2 separate regions of the Homo sapiens genome follow, and region 2 is linked to region 1. Evidence: chromatin contacts called from ENCODE Hi-C or POLR2A ChIA-PET data. All regions are on one chromosome and are shown on one strand. Each heading gives the region's core, a stretch centred on a gene start or an enhancer-like site at or near the end of the contact. The rest is flanking DNA. Distances are from core to core; before and after follow the strand shown. Region 1 overlaps APP (amyloid beta precursor protein). Region 2 overlaps APP (amyloid beta precursor protein).

Region 1 (4,978 bases), core at 1,303-3,802:
TTTAAAAAAGATAACTGGCTTCATCAGTTTTGAGATGAGGGTTTTTTTTTTTCAGGATAATGTACACAAATGCTAATTATAAAATATCTAAGTTACAACTGAAATTGTGCCTCTTCTTCCAGCAATCATAAGCATAAATGGCATATATCATCCCTAACCTAACACTGGATAAATCTATTTCTGGATGGAATCCAAATTCAAATATGAGTACTAAAACCACATTTTAAAACTAAACTCGTCTGATATTACAACTGAAATAAAAACAAAACATAAGACACTGTAAGTAAGGCCTGCAGTGGCTGGACAATGCATTTCTTTATAGGAGGCTCTTTCTCTACTTCCTAGTCAAAAGGTGAGCACCTCTAACCTACCATTATGCCTTCTGGGAGAGGAGAAAGAGGGGTTCCTAATGTCTAAAAGTGACCCTTCATGTCTAAAGTTGAAACCGGGTCTTATAACACACATAAATTGAAATCTGCGTGTACGAATTAGTCCATGTACTACAATACCATGAATATTAAGTACTTTTTCTGAGGAAACAAGTTACTTATGTATTATAGTCTCTTGTTAAATCATGGCATCTTGATGTAACCGAGTACTCTATTTTAAAGATCTTTCTTCCTTTCTTTTCCTTCCAGTTTTAGTAATGAAATGGTAACCTTTGCTCTCTTTCTTCCCACCAGGCACTCCCTGCACAGCGCTTCCATTATCTAATTACGCTTATAATTATTATTAAAATTATTAATGCTTGCTTAGAAGTTCCACTGACTGACTTAGGCACCTTCAGAATTCTCCCTCATCAGGAGATCACCTCAAGGCTGCAGTTAATTTACAACCCGATTGTGCGGGATGCGCCAGCCCACTTACCGAACTGGATAATAACTCAAGTCTTTGGAACAAGTCCTGTATAGCAGCACCTCCTCACCCCTCCTTCATGCCCTGCATTCCAAGCTCCCCTTTTTAAGCCTTTGTTTTTTAATCCAAAATTTGAGATGGTTGCTTTGAGGCAGGAGCCTGGACCATTTCCCCATTGCTAGCTTTGCTAAGTAAAGTCACTTTCCTTCCACTGCACCTAGCCCTTGTTCTTCAGTTCTGCAAAAGCAGTGAGAGGCTAAGCCTGCTCTCAGTTACACTGATAGCTTTTAGGAAATAAAATAGTAATGGCAAATACAATACAATGATGTTGTCCATATAATATTCAATAAAACCAGACTAAATAAAAAGGAAATTGGTCAGAAATAGAAGAAACTTAGTCAATGATGTTCTTAGCCCAACATCTCAAGCTGTCTGGCAAAATCAGATGTAATTACAAGCAAGGTAATGGGAAGAAACATTTTACTAAGACAGGTGTTCAAGAAACACAAAACCATGCAAAGAAGGTGATGATGCTGGAGTTATGTGAACCAAGCAGCATCCTCCTCCCCTCTTCCCTTCCCTCAGGTGAATGACAACGTACGTTTAACAGGATCTCGGGCAAGAGGTTCCTGGGTAGTCTTGAGTAAACTTTGGGACACTATGGAAAAAATAAGAGAACATAACTAAAAACAAAAAGAGAAACATGGGAATGATGGCTGAAATGCACGAGTCCACTGACAAAAAAACAACCTAACAAACAAAATCACTCACTTAGGTTTGGTCCCTCCAACAAAACCAAAATGAACATATAAACATAAGATCTATTTTCGTAAGAAGTTAACATTTGAGAATGCTGGATATTTTGTCTCTGATAGTATATCCGAGTAACAACAGGTTTCTTAACAGAAGAGGATTTCTTGCTCCTTTTGTGCCAAATATCCCCAATTCCCTTCGATGCATTTTTTCACAAAAACTCCATTTATTTCACTCATTCATAGGACAGCATGTGGCTCTCGGCTCTGGCTGTTTGCTGAGGCTTATACTCTCTACTTATTCTTGTCCACCCATCTAACTGATCTTCAGCCTTTGCCTTCTTCATACATTATTCTGTCACCTTTCCCCTCTAAAATCAGGCATAGCTAGCCTCATCTAATACATCTCTGTTGGGAGCATCGACCTTTTGCAAAACCCTCAGCAAACTGTGTGCCACCCAGGACACCTGGACAGGTGCCCACTGGTCACTCCCAGCCCAAACTGATCAAAGGGAGAGAGTGTTAGGTGAAGGGATGGCAGTACTGGGGTGAGGTGGAGAGAATTTTAATCTCTTGAAGCAAATTCATCACTGCTAATAATTAAAACCAAATAAATCTCTTATTACCAAAAACTATACATGATATTTCAGAAAATGAATCCACCCAGGGAAAGGGAGAAAAAAGTTGCAAATCTGCCAGGAAACCTCTCCCACCGGCTAAACCAGTGAGAATCACTGTAACAAAAGGCCTTTGTTCCAAAGGCTGCAGGCAACAGAATTCTCCATTGTGTTCGCAATACCTGACCTAATTGACTGCTTTGTTTGAAACTGAAGAAGGGAGTCCTTTGAGCCAGAAGCTGCAATCATCCAATCAGAGCCAGAAAAAAAAAAAAAAAAAGCCCTTGAGGTTATCAGTTCCTACACCTGTTCACACATGGGACTGAAGCAGTCATCTCATTCACTGGCGATGGCAGGAGACCAACAGGAGCTTTTCCATTACATTCCTCTTAGATCCTGGGCTCCTTTACAGTGGGGGTATTAATGGTGCAGGCCCTTCTGTTGTTTTGCTTAATCCTAAGATCTTGCTGCAAAACAATTTATATAATCCCTAGGAATCTCAGGCAGGAAATGTGGCTGCCACCCTTGCAACACAGCGGAGAATTAGGCAGGAGTCTCTCAAAAAAGTAATACACAGTTATTGAGTTTCATTTTTAGTTATCAAGCTGAGCTGAATAATTACTTCTTGAGTAGTTCATACTTCCTACTCATGAACAACAACAACAAATAAATAAATAAATAAATAAATAAGCACAATTGGGAATTTCACTTGGAAGTCTGTTAACGACATGGAAGTCTCACATCTGGTACTGGACCTCCTGAGAATTACCTCTTTGGGGAAAATTTCATCATGCACTTAAGTCATCATGACTTCATATTTTTATCCCCCGGAATTATGAAAAGCTTAATGTTCAAGAGAAAGACTTTGAAAATTATGTTCTGGCGGGGTGCAGTGGCTCACGCCTGTAATCCCAGCACTTTGGATGGCCAAGGCAGGTGGATCACTTGAGGTCAGGAGTTCGAGACCAGCCTGGTCAACATGGTGAAGCCTTGTCTCTACCAAAAATACAAAAAATTAGCCGGGCGCAGTGGCATGTGCCTGTGATCCTAGCTGCTGGGGAGGCTGAGGCAGGAGAATCACTTGAACCCGGGAGGCGGAGGTTGCAGTGAGCCAAGATCACGCCATTGCACTCCAGCCTGTGAGACAGAATGAGACCCTGTCTTTAAAAAAACAAAAAAAATAAAATTATGTTCCTCGAGCCTTATGTCATTGAAAGTTTCTCACGTTAAGTCAAAAGTTTTCTTCTACTTTCAAGAGAAGAAGCAGAAGTTTGACCTGGCAAATGTCTGTGTGCTGAGCTCGGAGGGGGCAAGACGGGCACTTCTACCCTCCGGCATTTGAGATGCATGAGCTCAATTCAATCACATTCCCTCATCAGCACAATAAAAGACATGTTATGAACCAACTTAAAGGTATTCATCACAGCCATACACCTTATCAATGCAACTCAAGCTGCATCAGCCAGGCTTCCAGTGGTAGACAGTATCTGCACAGGTAGTGCACATGCATAAACATGAACACATATGTACACGGACAAACACATAAGTATGCATTTGCAGAAACGGCTGGCTGCAGAAGACAAAACAGCCACTCCAGCTTTGTTTAAAAGAGAAGCACTCAAAAGTCCCTCTGGATTGCAAGACATATGTGCTACAGCTAGGAAGAGAACACATCCATGGCCATGCTTTATCAGGGAAAGACGGAGAGGTGTGCTCATGATTGAACATACTGCGGAGACTCTGAGCAATTAGAGAAGTGGACAGAAATGTGGTTAGTGGTAGCAACAGGCCCATTCCCAAGAACCAGGAAAATCAATCTGTTACAAAAAGCAGAGTCAGTGGCGAGAGAGACGAAAGGTGGCCAGGCTCGAAGAAGGGTCCACTTACTGGCGCTGCCACACACGGCCATGCAGTACTCTTCTGTGTCAAAGTTGTTCCGGTTGCCGCCACATCCGCCGTAAAAGAATGGGGCACACTTCCCTTCAGTCACATCAAAGTACCAGCGGGAGATCATTGCTCGGCACGGCCCCGTCTCGGCTTGTTCAGAGCACACCTCTAATCAGAGGAGATGTGGGGAACCACATTTAGCATGAAAAGGCACTGTCTCTCTGTTCATGTATACACGTTTACTTCTTTTAATCCTCCCAGTGGCAACCTGGACTGGTTTATTAGGCAGCATCTACCAAACATTTACTGAGGAATTTAACTGGCCACCAGGACTAGAGATTTACACCTCTCAGAGCATGCACTGTCATCTGGTTTAATGAGTGCAGGACTCGGTAGCAATAAAAGGATTCCGGCCAAAGGTGAAAAGATCATTTGGCTGCTTTTAGATGAGTATGAAATGACGGAAGGTATCTGCACATCACAACAATTCTCCATTATAAAAAATAAACTTCTCTTTTTAAGAAGTCAACTTTCATGTAAGGAAACTGCTTTGGTTATGAAGCGAAAGTTTAAGCCCTCACAAACATCTGATTGCTTTCCTTAATAAATGATTGCCTTAACTCAAATATAAAATTAATTGCATATATTTTGAATGTTTTCCAGTGTTGGAAGCTGTCTGTCCATTGACTTTATCTGGAAACACATGTCATATCTGTAAATGTGACTTATACTCAATGACATTAACTTAAGACCATTCATTTGTATATTAAGATATGTACTAATATAAATGGTCTTAAATTAACTCTGATTTAAGACCATTTTATTTGTATATTAAAATATGTATTTATATATTATACATTAATAATT
Region 2 (4,978 bases), core at 1,779-4,278, 120 kb after region 1:
ATCTCTAGAGCCATGTTTTCAAGTAACTTTTCCAATATTTAACGAAATTCTGCCTTTACATTGCCAGATGGTTAAGTCAAAGCAGCCGATGCCAAAATATCCAGATCATCTGCAGAAATAGCTAGAACCCCTCAACTCCATCTGAGCCCCTTGCCACTTCCTGTGACTTCCATGAAACTGGGGGGTCTCATTCTCTGACAGATGCAAAGCAGCAGGCTAAGTAGAATGCTCTATAAATTTAAATTTCACAGCTTTCCTGAGGGATTAAGAGGAAATTCATTGTCTTGATCTTAGAAATCGAAATGCAAATGTTGTCAATCTTACTGAAATAAGTAGTATAGATAATAACACTGCAAAAACATTAAAGAAAGTCAAATAATAATCAGATACCTGTGGATAAGGCCCTACATCAGATGCTATGGAGGGCCCTGCCCGTAAGGAATGTACAATCCACTAATGGAATCGCCATTGTTCCCACAGTACTTTATTCTGTTCACCTTCCGAATTCATTCCTGTCCCAAAGATTTCCAGTCTTGGCAGCATGTTGTTAACTGTACGGAGACACTAATGAGCCTTTACCATAGCTGGTAAATATTCTGTTGAAACAGTCTCCTCCTCTGCCTCAAACTCTCTCTGTACTTTTGTTTATCCACAATCTGTTCATTACAATGTCTAAGGAAAGCGTTCTACCTTCTTGTCAATACAAATGCACTTGATTCCATTTCCTCCCCGCAAGGAGAGGAAATTGACAATTTCTCTCCCCAGGGTAGCCAGCCTCCAAGAAGGCCCCCAATAGTCCCTGCCTCCTGCTATTCATGGACCCTGGGAAACTCCACAATGTATCAGGGTCTGTCTGTGCAACAAATGGAGTACAGCAGAAGTGATGATGGTGTAACTTCCGAGCATGTATATATTAGACTTAAAGATGCTGCAACTCTTTTAAAAACAAACCCTTTGCTACCAGAAAGGTCACTGAAGGGCATGATGATGTGTAACATCCAAAACAAGGTCATGAAGGGCATCACAATTCTTCATTGCTCTCTGGGATCACTCACTGTGAGGGAGGTCATCAGCTGCCATGTTCTGAGACATTTGGTGCTAAAACCAGGAAAGTTTTTGGCAAAATACACTGGATCACCCTACCTGACAAACCAAGTAAATGCTTCATTTTTTTTTCCTCTTTTGACTTAACTTCCTTTGATTTCTTCTATTTTTCACTTTGTCATCCTCCCTGCTTCTTGACTTTACAGCTATTTTAATGTCATCTGTTGGCATATGTGTGTATGCTGACTATCAAAAAGTGGTAATTTTTTAAACATTTTTTTCAAATAAATTTATTATGACCCTATAATTGTCTCATGTTCTTGCCATTTTTTAATGCCATCTGTTGGCATATGTGTGTATGTTGACTACCAAAAAGTGGTAATTTTTAAAACATTTTTTTCAAATAACTTGATTACGGCGCTATAACTGTCTCATGTTGTCTTCATTTTAACAATGAGAGTTTAGACTAGAAAATATATGCTTCAGTTCCTGTCAGGTTTTCCACCAGATGAGATTTAATATTAACTTTAAAAATAAATGTTTGGAGAATCGTGATGATTAACATGCTCTATTTTCTTCAAGTGGAGATCATTTAATAATTTAAACTGCGAATCCTCAATAATAGGGTAAGCTGTTGAATTAGAAATTGTAAAATTGGTTGTGTGTATAGATCTTCTTACATTTGACATTACAAGAGGCCCTTCACAAATAAATATCAACTCACAAAAGCCATGTTTCTCAAGTAAAATTTTTTCCCCCCGAACCAACACCAGATGTGTATATGGAAATCAGAGCAATTAGCTTGGAGATACAAATTGAACCAGAAACCTTCCTATTCTTACTGAAGCCCATCTGCAAACAATTCCATGCTTTCACTACATATGCCTGTCTCCCTGAATTAAAACAAGACAAACAACTCACGGCATCCTCACCTGCATCAAATAACCCATTTATGAAACAAAGCCTGGTTGCTAAGCGCAGCCACTCCCTGGCATTCAGCCAGAAGGAAATGTGGCCACATTAAACATTGCCATCCAAGGGTTAACTCCCTTTTCCTGAGTGAAGCCTCCAAGAAATGACTTAATAAATGATACACAGGGTCCTATTCAGGATCTGTTAATATGGACACTCTTAAAATTGAAATCTTTTAAGATTCAATTTACCTGCCAAATACCTGAAATCTGGCAGGTATTTGCTGCCAGTAAAAAAGCACAGTCTTACAAAGTCATCCTAAAGATAATTATTCCTAATTTTTTAAACATTTTTATTTTCTAAAAGAAAAGAAATATAAATACCTTAGTAGATGGGAAATATAACCACTTAACTACTACATTTTAGTTCTATTTATGTCTTAACACTATTCTAAGGTGAGTTAAGATTACTTTGCAAAAATCTAAGACAACATTTAAAAGATGAGAACTGTGATATAACTGGCCGTTTGTGGTCTATGCTTTTCTAAGACTGAATATGAAGGTAATTCTTGTAAACTGAATGACTTGCCACTGACATCATAAAACTGGAGATGCTTTCCCATGGGAAAACAGTGTTCCTGACAATGAACAAAATAACCAGCTAAAAACAATGAAGCATTCATAAATTGCCTCAAAAGCAAGAGGCTGTTTACCAAGTGCTCTGAACTACAGAGACGTACATATCAAACTTAAAAATGCTACAAGTCTTAAAAACAGAAAGAAAATATTTTTGTTACCAGAAAAAAAATATTTTTGAGCCACAATATAAAGAATACTGAAGTGAAATGGACTTTCCAAAGCAATTTTTAGAAATGGCTTTAAAAGAGGCTTAAGGGGATAACATAAACGAATATAAACATATATACCTAATCTGGACCAGTCTGCAGATGTGAATCTGGAAACCCTACGCCTACAGTTGCTACAATTTTCAATTAAATGCAAAGCCACCTTCTTGAACAAGTTCTCTTGTTGTCCTTTCAAACAGGGTGTTCCCTTTCTCCAAAAAGTTTCTCTCTGTTATCATCTAGGAGATCAAAATTCCTTATAGAGCAGGCTTGGCAGCATTCCTCCCCAACAGGGTCTCAACTAGGAGGGAAAAGTGAACAAGGAGCTCTCTGTTTTGCTAGCTGAGAGGTCCTGTTTGGCAAGGAGAGGGCACAGATCCATAGCTTAGTTGCATCCGTGGATTTATGTAATTTTAAGGTTTCTGGCTAATGAAAGCCATCTGTTTTCTGCATTTGAACCACCCGCTGACTAGTCTAAATAGCTGGCCTCATATAATGAAGTATTTGGTACTTTTTAATCAGTTCAAACTTCTTCGAGTCAGATTCTTGCATAATCTCAGTATTTTTTTTTGGATACACTGTCACACTCCACCACCCAGACTAGAGTGCAGTGGCATGATCTCGGCTCACTGCAACCTCTCCGCCTCCTAGGTTCAAGCTATTCTCCTGCCTCAGCCTCCCAAGTAGCTGGGACTACAGGCCTGTGCCACCACGCCCAGATAATTTTTGTATTTTTAGTAGAGACAGGGTTTCACCATGTTGGCCAGGCTGGTCTCGAACTCCTGGCCTCAAGTGATCCTCCTGCCTCGGCCTCCCAAAATGTTGGGATTACAGGCATGAGCCACTGTGCCCAGCTTTGTAGCGATACTATTTCTATCACATCCATGGTTTCCTGACATAAATACTGGATTCCCTTAACCTGGGCATAATTCAACTATACCCCACAAGAGTGCTTTACATTTTCATATTAAAACATTTAAATTCTCCATTGTCAAATGTAAAGAACTATTTTCTAGAATCATAATCTAGAAAATCTGAGTGAACCCCTTTCAGGGGAATAATTCATCTGTAGGGTTTTCTTTTAAATGCCAAAAAAGTATTTCCAGTGTAAGCGGAACATCTGCAGTTGCTCATTTCATCACTAACAGAGAACTGAAATTAAAATCAGAATCACAAAAGTGGACCATAAGAGGGAGGAAAGGGCACCAGGTAAGGATATGTCCAAGGCCATGGGGTTATAGGGACAGAGAAGGGAATTCAACCTATTCCGTCAAGGGTTCTGTTAATGTGACCGGGCTGTCTCTCAAATTAAAATGGAAAATTGCAATTTTCCAAGGCTTTGCCCCTGTGTGTGTGTGTGCATGTATTTGTGGTGAGCAAAAATAGAGAAGCTATTAAAAAAGAAAAATAAAATGTGATGACTGAAACTGCAAGTGGTTTCTATTTACCCTTGTGGAGAGTTGCCACATCTATTCACAGCCACTATTTGCTACACAATTATTTCAGAGCTTGAGTTTCGGCTTAAAAAATGATTTGCCATGAAAGCGAATAGGAGAAAAACAATTCCTTTCAGAGGAGTAATCTACATATTTCACTCCTGGAAACCTGAAATTCTTTTTGGGTCACTGTTGATCTGGCTTCTAATTACAAGCTATCCTCCCTTGATGTTTTTCACGGCCTCTGTTGATATTAGATTGGTGCAAAAATCGCAATTACTTTTGTGCCAACCTAATACCAAGCTTTTTTACTACTCAAAGGATAGATGTTCTCAAGTTGACCCAAAACTCCTACCCACTCATAAGAAGGCCAGTAAGTCATGCTTGCTGCTGGTGCCCAGTAGGAAATCAAGAGGTCCCTCAATAGGAGTCTTTGTTATTCACTACTCGTGAAATTAATAACCAACATTTGAAGCATGCATTTAGGCAGGACCCAGTAAGAGTGGCATCTACTGCTAGGACTGATATAAATGAATATAAAAGTGGAATTACAAAAAATAGAGCCTTATGCATGGCAAACAAACTCTTAGCCTCAAAAACAGTTTACAATCTAGTCAATGTCCATTTAGTCTTAAAAGGTGAATGTTTTCTTTTAACTTCATATATATACATACACACACACTAACATATATGAAACCATACACATACTATATAGTATGTGATGAAATGAGCGAGATGTAAA

What was found. Hi-C counts contacts between places; a loop is a spot of excess contacts on that map. ChIA-PET counts read pairs that join two places held with the same protein, here RNA polymerase II (POLR2A). Pooled maps may share reads with other maps.
Region 2: a loop to region 1 is called in a map of dorsolateral prefrontal cortex, with 2.1 times the contacts of the local background. The contact joins two enhancer-like sites. A Hi-C loop is called at or near these places in 1 of 168 maps with a recorded cell type or tissue (dorsolateral prefrontal cortex) and 2 of 50 pooled maps. POLR2A ChIA-PET finds 5 or more read pairs at or near these places in 1 of 52 experiments (T-cell).

What each region holds. Positions count from the first base shown.
Region 1 is chr21:25,995,904-26,000,881 of GRCh38, forward strand. APP (amyloid beta precursor protein) reads right to left here. Exons shown (of 18, transcript NM_000484.4): 7 at 4,112-4,279; 8 at 1,457-1,513. Among named protein-coding and RNA genes, the nearest start is that of APP, 170 kb to the right of the region's middle. RefSeq lists enhancers at 1,476-2,289, 2,290-3,102. Within about 2 kb of position 2,553, at least 5 of the 41 ENCODE cell types and tissues checked have a DNase peak (open chromatin) inside an H3K27ac peak, as active enhancers do.
Region 2 is chr21:26,113,528-26,118,505 of GRCh38, forward strand. All of the region lies in intron 1 of APP (amyloid beta precursor protein), which reads right to left. Among named protein-coding and RNA genes, the nearest start is that of APP, 55 kb to the right of the region's middle. Within about 2 kb of position 3,029, at least 11 of the 41 ENCODE cell types and tissues checked have a DNase peak (open chromatin) inside an H3K27ac peak, as active enhancers do.